2 separate regions of the Homo sapiens genome follow, and region 1 is linked to region 2. A link is an interaction called in ENCODE POLR2A ChIA-PET data of the cell type or tissue named here. Cell type or tissue: A673. All regions are shown on one strand.

What was found. ChIA-PET counts read pairs that join two places held together with the same protein. Peaks named below come from ENCODE experiments on the same cell type or tissue, not always from the same donor. Only the 100,000 strongest peaks of a DNase experiment are listed, where the experiment ranks them.
Region 1: POLR2A ChIA-PET joins it to region 2 with 15 read pairs; 2 of 35 experiments call an interaction of 5 or more read pairs at or near these places.

The regions. Positions count from the first base shown.
Region 1 is chr3:196,184,621-196,192,620 of GRCh38, reverse strand. No RefSeq gene overlaps it. Among named protein-coding and RNA genes, the nearest start is that of ZDHHC19, 23 kb to the left of the region's middle. RefSeq lists enhancers at 1-157, 113-182, 1,143-1,761, 4,858-5,476, 5,477-6,096. In A673, a CTCF peak has its summit at 527; no DNase peak of the experiment used is centred here.
Region 2 is chr3:195,891,126-195,899,125 of GRCh38, reverse strand. All of the region lies in intron 1 of TNK2 (tyrosine kinase non receptor 2), which reads left to right. Among named protein-coding and RNA genes, the nearest start is that of MIR6829, 13 kb to the right of the region's middle. RefSeq lists enhancers at 1-395, 1,225-2,024, 2,662-2,881 and silencers at 3,022-3,301, 3,512-3,571. In A673, CTCF peaks have their summits at 4,126 and 4,325 (motif pointing right); DNase peaks (open chromatin) are centred at 2,975 and 4,345; H3K4me3 peaks cover 2,202 bases; H3K27ac peaks cover 2,068 bases.

The DNA of each region.
Region 1 (8,000 bases), 290 kb before region 2:
CCCTGGTCTGGGCATGGAAACCCAGGGCACTGTCCACCAGGCTGGAGGCGGGGCCCGCACAGGGCACCTTCGTCTGCCTCTCCCTGGGGCTTCCGCCTCCCACCTGGGCACCCACTTTCCCAGCAGCTTTCTGCTTGGGGAAGTTCTGCTGCTGAAACTGGGGATTCCCAAAGTGGAAGGGGCCCTGCTGAACAGCCAGCCACCTCCCTCACTTCTCAGCAAGAAGAAAACCAAGGCGGTGGGGGACGCAAGGCGGGGCTTCCCCAAGATCACACAGCTGAGCAGAGGCCAGGCCAGGGGGTCCCTGATCTGCCACCTGAGTCCTGGGCCCTTCCTGCCACCCCACGGAGAGGAGACGCCTGGGTCAGAGGCCCGGCCTGTCAACAGGAAGGGCACGTTCTTCCTCCTAAAGGCCTAGTGATCTGACTCCAGTGTAGCAATGACAGCAATGACAACACAGTTGAATGCTAATGGAGGTCCAGGCCTGGGGAAGCACTCGGCCTGCGTTTGCTCACTTAGTCCTCAGCCTCCTGAATGAGGCGCTGCTGTTACTCTTGTGGGTGTCTCGGGCCTGCAAAGACCAGGTGTGCTGGGCTGGGGGCTTCAGGACTACTGTTTTTTATTTTTATTTTTTTATTTTTTTGAGACGGAGTCTCGCTCTGTCGCCCAGGCTGGAGTGCGGTGGTGCGATCTCGGCTCACTGCAGCCTCTGCCTCCCGGGTTCACGCCATTCTCCTGCCTCGGCCTCCCGAGTAGCTGGGACTACAGGCGCCCGCCACCACGCCCGGACAATCTTTTGTATTTTTAGTAGAGACGGGGTTTCACCGTGTTGGCCAGGATGGTCTCGATCTCCTGACCTCGTGATCCACCCGCCTCGGCCTCCCAAAGTGCTGGGATTACAGGCGTGAGCCGCCGCGCCCGGCCCATTCAGAGCTACTCTTGCACTGATCTCCTGCGATTCCTTGACTGAGTGACCAGGGAGGAAGGTCCATGGTCTGAGGACAAGTCCTGAGGTGAACAGGGCTCCAGGCAGGATTTATTCCATGGCCCATTAGTATCCTTTGGCTGAACCTGAGTCATGCTGAACCTCATCTGTCCCCGAGTAGTGGTGGAGGCATGAGGTCAGCAAGTGAAAGCACTGACCCCTGGGCAGGGCCCTGGGCTGTCTGGGCTGGGAGACTCCCCCAGTCAGATTTAGCTCCTAGATGCCTGTTCCTCAGCCCCTAATGGGAGTGGAAAGATCCCTCCTGCCTGCCTTTTCCTGGCAGGGCAGTAAGCGGCTGTGTAGGGAGCACAGGCCGGGCATCCGGAGAGCTGGGTGGACAGGTGGCTCTGCTGCCAGCTGGATGTGTGGCCCTGGATGAAGCCCCGACCTCTCAGAGCTGCTCCGATCTCAACGTGAAGTTGAAACCAAACTCCATGCCCGGCCGACCTCACAGTGCGCTTGTAGGATCAGAAGGGTACATGATGGGCCGGGCATGGTGGCTCATGCCTGTAATCCCAGCGCTTTGGGAGGCCGAGGTGGGCGGATCACCTGAGGTCAGGAGTTCAAGACCAGCCCGGCCAACATAGCGAAACCCTGTCTCTACAAAAAATACAAAAATTAGCCGGGTGTGGTGGCGCACACCTGTAGTCCCAGAGGCTGAGGCAGGAGAATTCCTTGAGATACGGAAGTGGAGGTTGCCGTGAGCCAAGATCGCGTCATTACACTCCAGCCTGGGCGACAGAAGAAGAAAGAAGAAGAAGAAGAGGAGGAGGAGGAAAAAGAAGAAGAAGAAAAGACGAAAAAGAAGAAGAAAAAGAAGAAAAAGAAGGGAGAACCTTCATGGACTTGTATTCCTTTTCTTAGGCCAGGTCCAGGTGGGTGTGCGGTGGTTGTAAAGGAAACAGTGAGAGGGTCTGACTCAGGCGTGGGGACCTGGAGGGAGAAATTCCCTTTCTCTTCTGTCTCCATTTTCTCTCCTTGGGCCCTGAGCCTTTTGCAGGCTCTGAATTTAGATTATCTGGGGGGTGGGGGTGGTGGCTCATGCCTGTAGTCCCAGCACTTTGGGAGGCCGAGGCAAGTGGGTCATGTGAGTCCAGGAGTTCGAGACTAGCCTGGGCAATATATTGAGACCCTGTCCCTATATAATAAAATAAAAAATTAAATTAAACAGGGCATTGGGAAATGGTCAAGTCCGAGGATGGGCCACCTCATTCTGACTCCCAGGCAGACGGCCCGGCTCACCTTTCTTGGGTGACCTTCTCAGCTCCCTCTCTTCCCCACCAAGTATCTATCCCTAGGGGAAGGAGCTGGCCAGACTTGGATTTGGGGCAGAGATGGGGCCCCCTCTGCTCCCAGCTGGCGGCATAGTCTGTTAGCCACCCACAGCCCCCGGCCTCAGAGTGCCCTGGAGTAGAAGCCTCTGGAAGGCCTCAAGGCCTGGTGGTGCCCAGCTCACTCTGAGCCTTTGGTGGGGGCCTGGGCTGCTGGCCCAGCTTGGCCAGGAAGCTCCGGCTGCCTTGCGCCCAATCCAGGCCAGAGAGTAAAGGGGGTTTGTTCCTGAAGCGGAGACCAGAAGTAGGCACACACAGCGCTCTTTGCTTTGGAGTAGAAGACTTTAAAGATTTGTTTTCTTTAAACATCCTGCTGCAGGAAAGAGAAGCTGAAAACCAAACATTCCTAAAACATGGATTTCAGGAGCAATTTGTTTGGTTTCCGTCCCACCCTGTTTCTGCTCAGGGGGGTGTCAGGCACTTGTCCCTGAGGTTGGGTGGAGGGTCCACGCCCTTCCAGGCTCACCCGTCCAGCCTCGGCAGCAGGTCTCCTCCGGCACCAGATCTAGCCTGAGGGCCCCTGGTCGTGGCCCGGCCCTGAGCTTGGTCCCAGGGGAGGGTTTGTACGCATCCACGTCAAGGGAAAAAGGAGGCCACTTTTCCTTTACATTAGCTGCACCTGGCACTGTTGACCACACCCTCTTTCTTGAAACCTCTTTTACTCTGGCCTGAGGAATCAGACATACTTCTTTTGTTGTTATTGCTGTTTTTGAGACAGAGTCTCGCTCTGTCACCCTGGCTGGAGTGCGGTGGCGCGATCTCGGCTCACTGCAGCCTCCGCCTCCCGGGTTCAAGCGATTCTCCTGCCTCAGCCTTCTGAGTTGCTGGGATTACAGGCGCCCGCCACCACACCCGGCTAATTTTTGTATTTTAAGTAGAGACGGGTTTTCACCATGTTGGCCAGGCTGCTCTTGAACTCCTGACCTCAGGTGATCCGCCCGCCTCGGACTTCCAAAGTGCTGGGATTACAGGCGTGAGCCACCGCACCCTGCCAAGGGATCAGACACACTTCTGACCCTCCTGACTCTTGGCTGCTCTTCCCCTCAGCCCCTACCATGAATCTTCTAGGTCCGTCCTTGGTCCTCATGCTCCTGCTACTGGGGAACCAGTGAGGTTCAGCATGACTCAACCTGCTTTTGGAGAAGTCACTCATTCCCTTGGCTTCAGCAGTGCTGGGCCTGCCAAGCCTCCATCTCCAGGCCCTCGGGCCCTCCCAGCAGCCCAGGCCTTGTGCCTTCATTTTCTATGATTGAATTTGAATTATTCCCTGGGGGCTCCCAGGTGTTTAATGTCTTTCCACGTCCCAATACCGGGAGAGAGGAAGCAAAGGTGAGAGGAGCCACAGAGAAGGAGGAACACCTGCTTGTGTGCAGGCAGTTGAGCAGGGCGGGGGGCCCTGGCTTCACAGGGAGGGTATCTGGGTGCCCCAGACCCGTCCCAAGCTTGGGGCTGGGATAAAAAATTCCAAAGGGCTGGGCGTGGTGGCTCACGCCTGTAATCCCAGCACTTTGGGAGGCCAAGGCGGGCGGATCCCCTGAGGTCAGGAGTTCGAGACCAGCCTGGCCAACATGGTGAAACCCCGTCTCTACTAAAGATACAAAAATTAGCCGGGCGTGGTGGCACGTGCCTGTAGTCCCAGCTACTTGGGAGGCTGAGGCAGGAGAATCGCTTGGACCCAGGAGGCAGAGGTTGAGCCAAAATTACACTACTATACTCCAGCCTGGGCAACAGAGTGAGACTCCATCTGGAAAAAAAAAAAAAAAAGTCCAAAGTGTGCCCCAAAGCTAGCCCCAACCAAGAGCGGGGCAGGAATTAGAGGGGCCCTCAAGCAGCCTCACTGGCCTCCTTGCCCCTGGGTGCCCTGATCCAGTGGTCCTGGTAGGAGGGTCCTAGGGGAGGGGGCGTTGAGAGGTGCTGGCATCCAGGGAGGAGCTGGTAATAAGATTGGGGCCTGAATGGGATGATAGAAATAAGAATTCACCTGTTCACACATTTAACAAACACTAAGTAGCCACACCATATCCAAGAGGCAAGGAAATAACTTTTTAAAGAGAATGTATTCATGCATAGTATAATTAGGTATTAATTTAAAATTACAGCCAGGCACAATGGCTCACACCTGTGATCCCAGCACTTTGGGAAGCCGAGATGAAAGGATTGCTTGAGCCCAGGAGTTTGAGACCTGCCTGGGCAACACAGTGGCTCGCCCTATCTCTACAAAAAAATAGAAAAAAGTTAGCCAGGCATGGGGATGCACACCTATAGTCCCAGCTATTCAGGAGGCTGAGGGGGGAGGATCACTTGAGCCCAGGAAGTAGAGGCTGCAGTGAGCTTTAATTTCGCCACTACACTCCAGCCTGGACAACAGAACGAAACCCCGTCTCAAAAATAAAATGAAAAAATAAAAAAAATAAAATAGAATTGCATGTAGGCTGGGTGCAGTGGCTCACACCTGCAATCCCAACTCTTTGGGAGGCTGAGGTGGGAGGATCATTTGAGCAAGGGAATTTTAAAGCAGCCTGGGCTTTGTTGTGAGCAAGACCCCATTTCTACAAAAAATCATATTAGCTAAGTATGGTGGCACATGCCTGCCTGTAGTAGTCCCAGCTACTTGGGAGGCTGAGGCAGGAGAATCGCTTGAGCCCAGGAGGTGGAGGTTGCAGTGAGCCATGATCATGCCACTGCACTCCAGCCTGGCTGACAGAGTGAGACCCTGTTTCAAAAAAAATAAAATAAAATAAAAATAAAACATTTTAAAATAAAATTGCATATATGTATTTTTAAAAGACTAGAGGCAAATTCATCAAATGCTCTTGGTGGCCGAGCGAGCGTTTTCCCGTTGGGGGGTCCTGGCTGTGGGTCTGGGTGGCAGGTCCCCTGCATTCTGGGCCCAGCTTCCCCTGCCTCGCCACGTGACTACAAAAAGCCCTTTTCCTCTGTGGGCCTGTTTCCTTATGTGTAAAATGAAAGCATGGAACCAGAAGATCTACGGCTCTTTCCAGCTCTGAGTTACACGAGGATACTCGGGACTAAGGATTTACACAGAGCTGCACTGGCATGGCGGGGACTGCCCATCCCGCTGCGGGCCTTGCCACTCACACCCTTAATACGACCACAGCCCCTCTCCTGGCAGGCTCCACGGAGGGGAGGAAGCGGCCGCCTGCCACCTGCCCAGCTGTCAGGCTCTGATCTCAAATTAGAATTAGGCCTCTCATCTCTGCTCTGTTTTGAATCTGAGAGGCCTCCCCCGCCCTTCAGCTGCAGCCTTGTGACCAGGAACAGAGCATTCTCTGCGGCCTGGAGGTCTTCATCAGGGAAGGGGGAAGCCACCCAGGCAGGCGGCTTGTATTGATTACATGTGTCCCCGCCCCTACGCCCCGAAGCCAGACACTGTGCTTGTGAGTTGTTACCTAGGTGATATTCATTCTCCGCTGCATCCCTGGGCAGGAAGCGGGATGCTCGCCTCTGTGGCAGGCGGAGGAGGTGAGGCTCAGCGAGGAGAAGGACACGGGGACGGCTGCAGGGTGGGAACCAGCTCTCTCTGCATCGCAGTTGAGAGCAGCTGGAGCTCATTGTCTCTCCCAAGGACCGAGGGGGATTTCCAGCTGCTGAGCTGCTTGCCAGGGACTTGCTTTTTTCTTTCACAGCTTCCCTGTTTGGTCTGCAAATTCTGTCCTTTTTTCCCCAAGCCTGGTCCCAACTAGGTGATGCCTCCTCCCCTCTTTTTTCTTCTTTAAATTCCAGAACAGGAGAGTGGGGGCAATTCTGTCCATTCTTCCATCCGGCCTCAGATTTTCAGGCAGGTATTCAAGATATTAAATAAAAAGTCAGCCGGATGCAGTGGCTCACACCTGTAATCCCAGCACTTTGGGAGGCCAAGGCAGGTGGACCATTTAAGGCCAGGAGCTTGAGACCAGCTTGGCCAACATGGTGAAACCCTGTCTCTGCTAAAAGTACAAAAATTAGCCGGGCGTCGTGACAGGTGCTTGTAGTCCCAGCTGCTTGGGAGGCTGAGGCAGGAGAATCGCTTGAACCTGGGAGGTGGAGGTTGCAGTGAGCCGAGATCGTGCCACTGTGCTCCAGCCTGGGTGACAGAGCAAGACTCTGTCTCAAAAAAAAAAAAAGTAATTTCTTATCAAATGCTATTGCTTTTCTATTTTGACCATTGATGTTGTAATAATATTTGTCAGCTGTTCATTACACTTGTTCAGAAATTCTGGAGTGTTGTGGGTTAACTGGCCCTTGATGGACAAGCCCCAATATCTAAATAAAATAACATTGTTGCAGTGGGAAAATGTGTTTTGACTATACCTTGGAATATAACTTAGTTGGAAATTGGGGCTGCCATAATTTTTACATTTTTAAAATTTTTTTATATTTTTGAGATAGAGTTTCCCTTTGTTGCCCAGGCTGGAGTGCAGTGGCATGATCTCGGCTCACTGCAACCTCCACCTCCCAGGTTCAAGCGATTCTCCTGCCTCAGCCTCCCGAGTAGCTGGAATTACAGGCGTCTGCCACCACGTCCGGCTAATTTCTTGTATTTTTAGTAGAGATGGGGTTTCACCATGTTGGCCAGGCTGGTCTCGAACTCCTGACCTCAGGTGACCCGTCTGCCTCTGCCTCCCAAAGTGCTGGGATTACAGGCGTGAGCCACCACACCTGGCCTTAATTCTTAACAAATTCAAATCAGCTACATCTTGGGTAGGATTCTTCCCCTTGTTTACCTGGCCAGTAGTCCGCAGCTTACGGGCTGTCCCAGGCATGAAGTGGGGTAAGGTCTGGGGCTGTGGCAGTGCATGAGAGGTGCTCAGTAATACCCCCTTGCTGCCCCCCACCCCGGACTGTGCTGAGCGCTCATGTCTCAGTCTTGAAACCCCAGTTTCCTCATCTGTGAACTAGGGTGACTGTCCTGGAGTTGCCTTGCCTGCCTCCTAGGAGGGCTGGGAGATACTGAGCAGGGAGTGGGAAGGACTTTCTATGCTGAAGACACAGAGTACAATTTACTAAACACAGGGCCCACAGCTCCTCTGGATTAATCTGTTTTCGAAGAGAGATGTCTCCAGCCCCCAAGTCCTGGAATCTTTGTAGAGGGTCAGCTCTGAGCTCATGGAGCCAGACCCTGCCCACCCAGCTCTAGAGGCTGCAGTTGCAGTGAGAAACGAATCCGCCCTCACCTCCTTCGCCTGCAGCCAGCCCCCCAGCACTCCGGTCTCAGGTGCTGGCGGGCGGGAGGTGAGGGCTGTGACGGTGGCACGAACGTGGCACTCCCGGGTGAGCGAACGCCACTTTGCTTCGGGTCCTAGGGTTCCTTGTCCCTGGTGTTCCTCCCTTTGTCTCCTGTACTCTGGGGGTGGAGGGCCTTGATCCTGGCTTCCCAGGTGGCTGGTGACTCCCCTAGGATGGACGTTTCCCATGGCCTGCAGTCACCACCCACCTACCTTGGACAGGGGCAGGTGCAGGGCTGCCCCTCTGCTATGCGGGGTTTCCAGTGCATAATAGCCTCTGGCCATGGCCTGGCAGCCGCCCCCCACCCCATTCCCCGCCCAGAGGACTTTCTATTTTAATAGTTAAGCATTTATTTAATGAGTATTAGGAAAAAATAGAGCTAACTCAAAAGAGGCCTGGACTAGAATGGAAGGATTTGGAGACAGTTTATTTATTTATTTATTTATTTATTTATTTAT
Region 2 (8,000 bases):
CATTAAAATTATTTTTTTATTATTTATTTATTGAGACGGAGTCTCTCTGTCGCCCAGGCTGGAGTGCAGTGGTACGATCTTGGCTCACTGCAACCTCCGCCTCCCGGGTTCACGCCATTCTCCTGCCTCAGCCTCCCGAGTAGCTGGGACTGCAGGTGCCCGCCACCACGCCCGGCTAATTTTTATATTTTTTAGTAGAGATGGGGTTTCACCATATTGGCCAGGCTGGTCTCGAACTCCTGACCTCAGGTGATCCGCCTGCCTTGGCCTCCCAAAGTGCTGGGATTACAGACGTGAGCCACCGGGCCCAGCCGCAGACATTAAAATTAAAGGGCATCCGGACATGGTGGCTGGTGCTTGTCATCCCAGCTACTCAGGAGGCTGAGGTGGGAGGGTCACTTGAGCCCAGGAGTTCAAAATTAAAATGAGCCATGGTCACACCACTGCACTCCAGCCTGGGCAACAGAGCAAGACCCAGTCTCTTAAAAACAAAAAACAAGAAGAACCCCAGAGTATGTCTAGGGAAGGGCAAACACTTGGCTTGGCTGGGACATAGAGACATTTGAAGGGAATGCTAAGAGAGAGAGGTGGGGAACTAGGTGAGGAGTGCAGCCCAGAGGGCGTGCGTGCCAGCCAGGATTGGGCCCTCGAGGACTGAGGGAAGGGCCCATAGTAACAGCAGGCAGCCAGGTGCCGTGGTGGACTCTTCATGACAGTTTTATGATGGGGATTCCATTTTTCCCCTCTTTACAGATGAGGAAATTGAGGCTTAGAGGTTGTTTGCTCAAAAGTTGCCCAGCTGGAGCGTGATGGAGTCAGGATTTCAGCCCCCATCTGCCTGACTCCTGATCTCATTGTCACCGTTGGGAGGAAGTCTGAGGCGGTTGAAGCAGCCCGACCGGTGTGTCTGGTGGAGAAGGTGGAGGACGGAGGAGGAGTCTTGGTTGGGGGTCCGTGGTGGGGTGTGGTTTCTACCTCGGGTGGCTAGTGTTGGCTTGTGATGTTTTCAGCGGGATACAGGAGCGCAGAAGCAGAGTTTAAGGGGTGATGCTGAGCCCAGTTTGGATATGCAATGTGTGGTACCTGTGCAGCCTCCTGGTGGAGCTGCCCTGTAAATGTCTGGAAATGCGGGTCTGGAGCCACAGGAATTCAGGAATGGAGATAGCACAAGGTGGTAATAGGAGTCCCTGGAGGCATAGGTGACCCCAGGGAGCACAGCATCAGTGGAGAATAGAAGGAAACATGAGTTCAAAAGTCTTAGGAAATACCAACAGTTAAGAAGCTGGGGGCGGGGGGTGGGGGGGGGGTGGGGGGGTGAGGGGGTGGGCAGGCGCAGTGGCTCATGCCTGTAATCCCAGCACTTTGAGAGAGCAAGGCTGGTAGAATGCTTGAGCCCAGGAGTTTGAGACCAACCTGGGCAACATGACGAAACCTCATCTCTACAAAAAATACAAAAATTAGCTGGGTGTGATAGTGCACGCCTGTAATCCCAGCTACTCAGGAGATGGAGGCAGGAGGATTGCTTGAGCCTGCGAGGCAGAGGTTGCAGTGAGCCAAGATCGCACCACTGCACTCCAGTCTAGGGCACAGTGAGATCCTATCTCAAACAAACAAACAAAAAACATGTGGGGTGAAGAGGCTTCAGGGCTGGACCATGGGCCTAGCACTGCCAGCAGACACAGCCTTGCCTGCCCTCAGGACCTCAGCTGCCAGGCCCCCCTGGGAGGGAGTGGGCCCCCGTGTCCTGGAGATGGAGAGACTATGGACAGTCATGGCGTGTGTCTGAATCACTCCCTTTTCTTTCTTGGGCCCTGGCCAGCCTCCTCCCCAGACCAGTGTGATGTCAGGCCCAGCCGACCTGAAGGTGCAGGGTTGCCTGGTGCAGGTTCCTCTGGGATGAGGTTCTGAGGGCACCCAGCCTGGCCTTGCTCCAGAAGCCTGGGCTCTGCGCACAGAGGGGTGAGTTAAGGCTGACTAAACTTGGTGGGGCTGACATGTGGAAGCAAGATAATCCTCTGGCTGGGGGAGGAGCTGTAAGCCCCCCTCTCCTCATCAGTATGTTCTTTTTTCCTTCAGGGCTTGGAGAAGAGGTAGGTGGAGGTGGGAGAGGGCGGGCTGGGAGGTAGGGTTGGCATATATTCCTGAGAATACGGTAGATTGTTTTGGAAAAATCCTCTTGGCCGGAAATTGCCTGTCATGTCTGCGCCTTGGTGTGGATTTGTCACTTCGCATGCAGTTGGAGAGGCTGGAGAGGGGAATGGACAGCAGAGCTGGGCTGGTTTCCAGCCTCTTGTTTCCTTTAGCTCTGCAGAGTGGAGATATAAAGAGACAAGTGAAGAGCAGAGGGGGTGTACACGTGGGGTGGATTCTCGAACTCCTAGAGGTAGTTTAGATCCTGTGGATGTCTTACGATAGGATGGTACTAGGACGCCAGAGATTTACAGGGGGAGGTGAGGCAGGGAGAAAGCAGGAAAGGGCACTGGTTTGGATCAGATCCTTTATCCAGCCAGGGCAAGAAGGGAGGGGCCTGGTATTTTCTGCCTTGCCTTCTACAGTCTCCCGGCTTTGCAGCTACTCCCAAGACTAGTATGTGCCTTTAGCTGCAGTAAGATGCCGAGGAGCTTCTGTACAGCATAGAAGCAGGCGTTCGGGGGCCTCGCCGGCAGTCATCCACCTACCCTGGTGTGCTTGGGGTGTGGAAGGGGCTGTGTGAGGAGAGTGGGCCGTAGAGGGAGCCTCACCTAGTGACCTTCCAGGGTCTGGCTCAGCCTTGACGCTGCGTGGGGAGGAGAGGTCACAGCATCTGTCTCTCCTCTGCCCCAACCCAGGGAAGGTGCCCTGAGCTCAGCCCTAAATACCTGGTACTAAAGAGTCAGTGGCTGCTTCAGATGCCACCAGAATGAGAAGCGGTGCCTTGGGGCCCCGGGGGAGAGGAAGAGCCTCTGCCCTGGGACTTCCTGTGCCGGCGATGGCCTCGCGCCAGTGCTGGGCGCGGCACCCCCGCGTGGGCCTGTGTTGGGCGGCTTTTGAGCAGGAGTCCGGGCCCTCGTGTCACCGCTCTGAAGTCAAGGAGGTCAGTGCGTGCCCAGCGCACAGCGCGTGCGGCGTTGCGGGAGTGGCGCGCGGGGAACCGGCCGCGGGGGCCTCGGGGCGGGGGCGTGGCCTGCGCGGGAGGCGGGCGCTGGGAGGCGGCGCGGAGCCGGCTGAGCGCAGGGCCGAGCTGCGGGGCAGGTGGGCGCCCGGCGTTCTGGGAGCAGAGTGGCCGCCGGGGCAGGCTGGGGGCGGGGTGGGCTGCAGCCCCGGGATGCCTCGGAGGAGGGGGTCTCAGATGGAGTCGGACGGAGGCCCCTCTGCTGTGGGCTTCTCGGATGGCCCCTTACCGTGAATACGGGGGACTCGTGAATCCCCAAGGCCCCAGTTGGTGGCTCTGGGGCCCTGGAGGCGGGCTGAGGGCTGAGTGGAGCCCGGTTCCGCGGCCGGCGAAGGCAGAGCCCCGGCTCTCGGTGGGGGTCAGCCCGGGGCTGGCACAGCTGGCTCACTGGGAGAGGGTGGGAGCCGCGCCCCGGAGAGGAGGAACGGAGCTGGGACGGGCTGCAGGAGGGAATGGCCGCAGGCCGGCAGGAGGAGGGGCGCGACCACCCGGCCGCCGGCCGATGGCGGATGAGGCTATGGGGGCTGAGACGCAGTAGCGGCCCTGCACTTCTGGAGGATGCTCGAGGCCCGGCCCCCCAGGACGCAGGGCAGTGACGCTGCCGGTGCCGCTGCGGGGCGGGGGCTGCGGGCGCTGCTTCTCTCCCTGACCGCAGCCGCTGGGATTTGGGGCTCCATGGGGGAGAGATCTGCTTACCAGCGCCTGGCTGGGGGCGAGGAGGGACCGCAGGTAATGGGGAAGGCTAGGGGATAGCCAGATACCTGGGCCCCAGACCCCTTCGTCTGCTGTGAGCCGGGCTCAGCCCTGCCCCCTGCGGCGGCCTCAGGAGTGAGAGTGTCTGCTCCTGGGCCAGGGGACAGAGAGCGGTGTGTTTATGTGGGTGTGGCGGTGGTGACTTAGTGATGCTGGCATCTGCCTGTGTGTGCATGGATCCCCTGGGACCCCAAAAAGCTGCCCGTTGGGCTTTCTTCCATGCCCCAAGGGAGTCCAGGAAGTACTGCTAGGATTGGGGTTCAGTCTTTTAGGAGAACTGAGTCTGTATGTCCTGGGCATTCCCGTTTACTAGGCTTCTGAATATGAATATCAAGCCAGATGTCCTTGTTTGCTTTTGAAAATATGGTCACGGTGTTGATGGATGGGGTAGCTTCCCTTCCCCTTGGAGAGAACGCACTTCCTCTCCCGACCGGCAGAGGGCAGTAGCTGACAGGAGAAAGGGGGACTCGGTAGGAGCGTTGGGGCTTAAGGTCGGGCTGTTTTCCTGGGCGAGGAGAAAGGGGGCCGGGCCGGGCCGGGCGCGGTGGCTCACGCCTGTCATCTCAGCACTTTGGGAGGCCGAGGCGGGCAGATCACCTGAGACGAGGACGCTGAGGTCAGGAATTCGGGACCAGCCTGGCCAACATGGCGGAAAAAAAAAAAATAGCTGGGCACGGTGGCGGGGGCCTGTAATCCCAGCTACTCGGGAGGCTGAGGCAGGAGAATCACTTGAACCCGGGATCGCGCCACTGCACTCAAGCCTGGGCGATAGAGCAAGACTCTCAAAAAAAAAAAGGGGGTGGGGGTTCCAGGAGCCGGCCTGGCGCTGACCCACACATACTTTGCTTCTTCCCGCAGCTGGATTACTGGGCCAGTTACAGGTCTTGTTCTTACTGGACATCCAAGGTCAGGCATGGGGTTCTGGTGACTTTGAGACACATATTTCTGGGGACGCTAGAGTTTTTAATCTGGCCATTCTGATCCAGCAGACCCATTTTGAAATAGAGGGAATAACCCTGCTTAAATTGTTCCCCGGCCCCCGGTCCCTGGGTCTCCTTCCAGGTGTGCTTGGTGCCAGGGTAAGGCTGTAGGCTTCTCTGATGCAAGGGCACAGTCAGCCAAGGTTTGGGGAAAAGTCAGCTCCAGTGTAACGCAGGCCTGATCTTGTCCACCTGACCTCAGCCCCCACTCCATCCACACCTGCCATCTCCACAAGCTTTGTGGGCTGGATGGCAGGGGGATGAGGAAGAGGGACTGAAGTTGGGGGTGTCCTTCTCCCCACCTCCTGGAGTTAGACCAGGAAATGGCTGTCCCTTTTGGCATCATCAGGGAGGTCAAGTGCTGGGAGAGGCCCTGGGAAGGGAGCCTGGGATGCTGAGTCCCCAAAGCCCTGCTCCCCAGCTGCCCACCCCTCCAGCCAGCTGAGGCTCCCTGAGCTGGTGGCCAGCTGGACAGGGACAAGAGAGCAGTGTGCAAGAAACAGGGGCTCCCTAGGCATGGCTCAGCAGGGAGGGGGGTGCCTGGGGAGCTGGAGAGGGCTTCCTGCAGCTGTCAGGTGTGTCTGGGGGCCGTAGCGAGGGGGGTGTAAGAGCAGCTGGCACCCTTTGAGGAGGGCCAGAGAGATCATTTGTCAGTTCTAGAAACATGAGGGCCCCACGGGGGCTTGATGGAGTGTCTCTAGGCCCCTTAATCTGAGGCCGTGGTCTGTGTCAGGGGTTATACAGGAGACATCCTACAGCTTTGGGGTGGGGGCGTCCCAGCAGGAGTCTCAGGGCATATTTGTTTGTTTTGAGCGGGTTTGGGAACTTGGCCACCTGGTCTGAGTAGGAGGCACCCTGGGTGTTTGGGCAGCAGACAGGGCCACCCCAGGGGAGGGGGTGAGGATCCTCACCCCACCCTACCCTTGCTCTTGGCTGGACTGCCCCACTCTGGCAGGCTGCCGGCCGCCTATTTCCGTCGGGCACCAGGGTAACAGGGCCACATCAGGGTCTGAGCCAGGAGACACCCAGCCAAGGCTGGGACTCGGGGGTGGGGGAGGGTCTCTGAGGAGTCATCGCAGGGCCCAGCGGAGCCTCTGGGGTCCAAGCCTCCCACTCAGGCTGTGTGTTAGTCCCCACGTCCCCACACAGGTCCATGAGGGAGTCCACAGCCCTGCTTCATACGTGCTGTTTGAGTCACATAGCCGCCACCCTAAAGTCCCAGGAGTTGTCTGCAACTGTGAGGGCTGGGGTAGAAGCCAGAGACAGGAGCTTTGTGTATGGGGAGGCAGGGGGGCCAGCGCGGGTGGCTGGGAGGAAGAGTCCCCCCCATTCCTGCCGCCCTCTTGGCAGTGATTCAGAAAGGTCCTTTTTCAGCCAGTGTCAGAGCTGCTCAGCTGGGGAGGGAGGGAGAGAGGGAGAGAGAGAGGCAGGCAAGAGGGAGGGCGGCCGGGCGGGCAGTTGGGTGGGGAAGCCGGGGAGTAGGGCTGGACTGTGACCACTGCCCTGGAGAGAAGACAGAAACAGGACAGAGGATCCCGGCTGCAGCCAGCGTGAGGAAAGCTCTGCTCCCTGCCAGACCGGCCAGCTGTGGAAACCCAGCGGGGCTTGCAGCAGAGCGGAGGGGCCCACCCCGTTCTTCCTCATTTCCCACCCCTGGTGTGGGATTTGGGGGGCTCCTGGGCAGAGTGCGAAGCTCCGGAGCCGAGGCCACTGGATCCCCAGTGACTGCTCGGGGGGGTCCCGCTGCGTGGAGATGCCGGCAGCACGTCGGTTCCCTGGCCTGGAGCTCTCCTTCCCTCTCCTGGCCAGACTGCGGCGACGCCTGTACACAGTGAGTGGGGGGCAGGGGCTGGACTGCTGGGGACTGGTTGGGCTCCTCAGCACCAGCACTTGACTGAGAGGCAGAAAGCAAGACTGGGAGCGGCTGAGGGACCCCGCCAGTGAGGGCTTGACGGGGAGTCCGGGCCAAGTGGCCTCTCCTGCGGCTGCTGCATTCCTTCTTCTTGGCCTGTGTGTTTGCACGCCGGCCACAGAGTAGTGACGGACACAGGTGTGCAGACTCCATGAGGTGCGGGGGCCAGGACCATGCAGAATTGGAGAGTGTTTGAACTCTGGAGGAGCTGCAGCCATGCCCTGTGCTGCACAAAGAACCTTGGGCTGGAGGGGGACTTAGAGGGGAGGCGGACCCCTGCGGAGTCACCCTGGACTGAGACCCTGACCGCTTGCCTCACCAGCATCCCGGAGTTCCTTCCCGTCCTCCCACATGCATCCCCTGTGCAGAGCTGCGCTGTTGCTGGGTCAGGGAGCATGGAGTGCACAGCTGAACAGAGGTGCATTAGCTGGTGTTTCAGGGAGAGGGAACAGGCCGGGCTGTGCTTTCTGAAGAGCTTCAGGGGAGGGGCCTCTGGGTCTCCCCCAGCCCTGACCACCCCGGGCATGGCTTTGAGCTGTTTTCAGGAGCCTAGAGGAGGGGGCCTGGATCCTTGGGAGTTGGTGGTGGGAAAAAGAAGAGGAGCCCTGGAGACTGCTCTCCCTGCGGGAGACTAGGAGCCTCCATCCTGAGGCTGAGCCCTGGAGGGGGGGGGTCACTTTGCTCCAGGGACAGGGCAGCGGTGGCCGTGGCCGGGTGGAGAGGAGACGCTGCCTAGGCCCGTGACTCCTAGTGTGCCTCTGGGCTTGCTTCCGGAAAGCCACGACGCCTGGTCCTCTTAAACCCCACGCCTCTTGTTTTGTAAACAGATGATTTTGTTGAGGATAAATGAATACAGCTTAATACTTAGAACTGTTCCTCGCATATAGTAAGTGCAGTTGAAGTGTTAGATTTTATTTTATTTTGAGATGGAGTTTTGCTCTTGTTGCCCAGGCTGGAGTGCAATGGCACGATCTTGGCTCACCACAGCCTCCGCCTCCCGGGTTCAAGTGATTCTCCTGCCTCAGCCTCCTGAGTAGCTGAGATTACAGGCATGTGCCACCAGGCCCGGCTAATTTTCTATTTTCAGTAGAGATGGGGTTTCTCCATGTTGGTCAGGCTGGTCTCGAACTCAGGTGATCCGCCCACCTCAGCCTAAGTGCTGGGATTACAGCTGTGAGCCACTGTGCTTGGCCTAGATGTTATT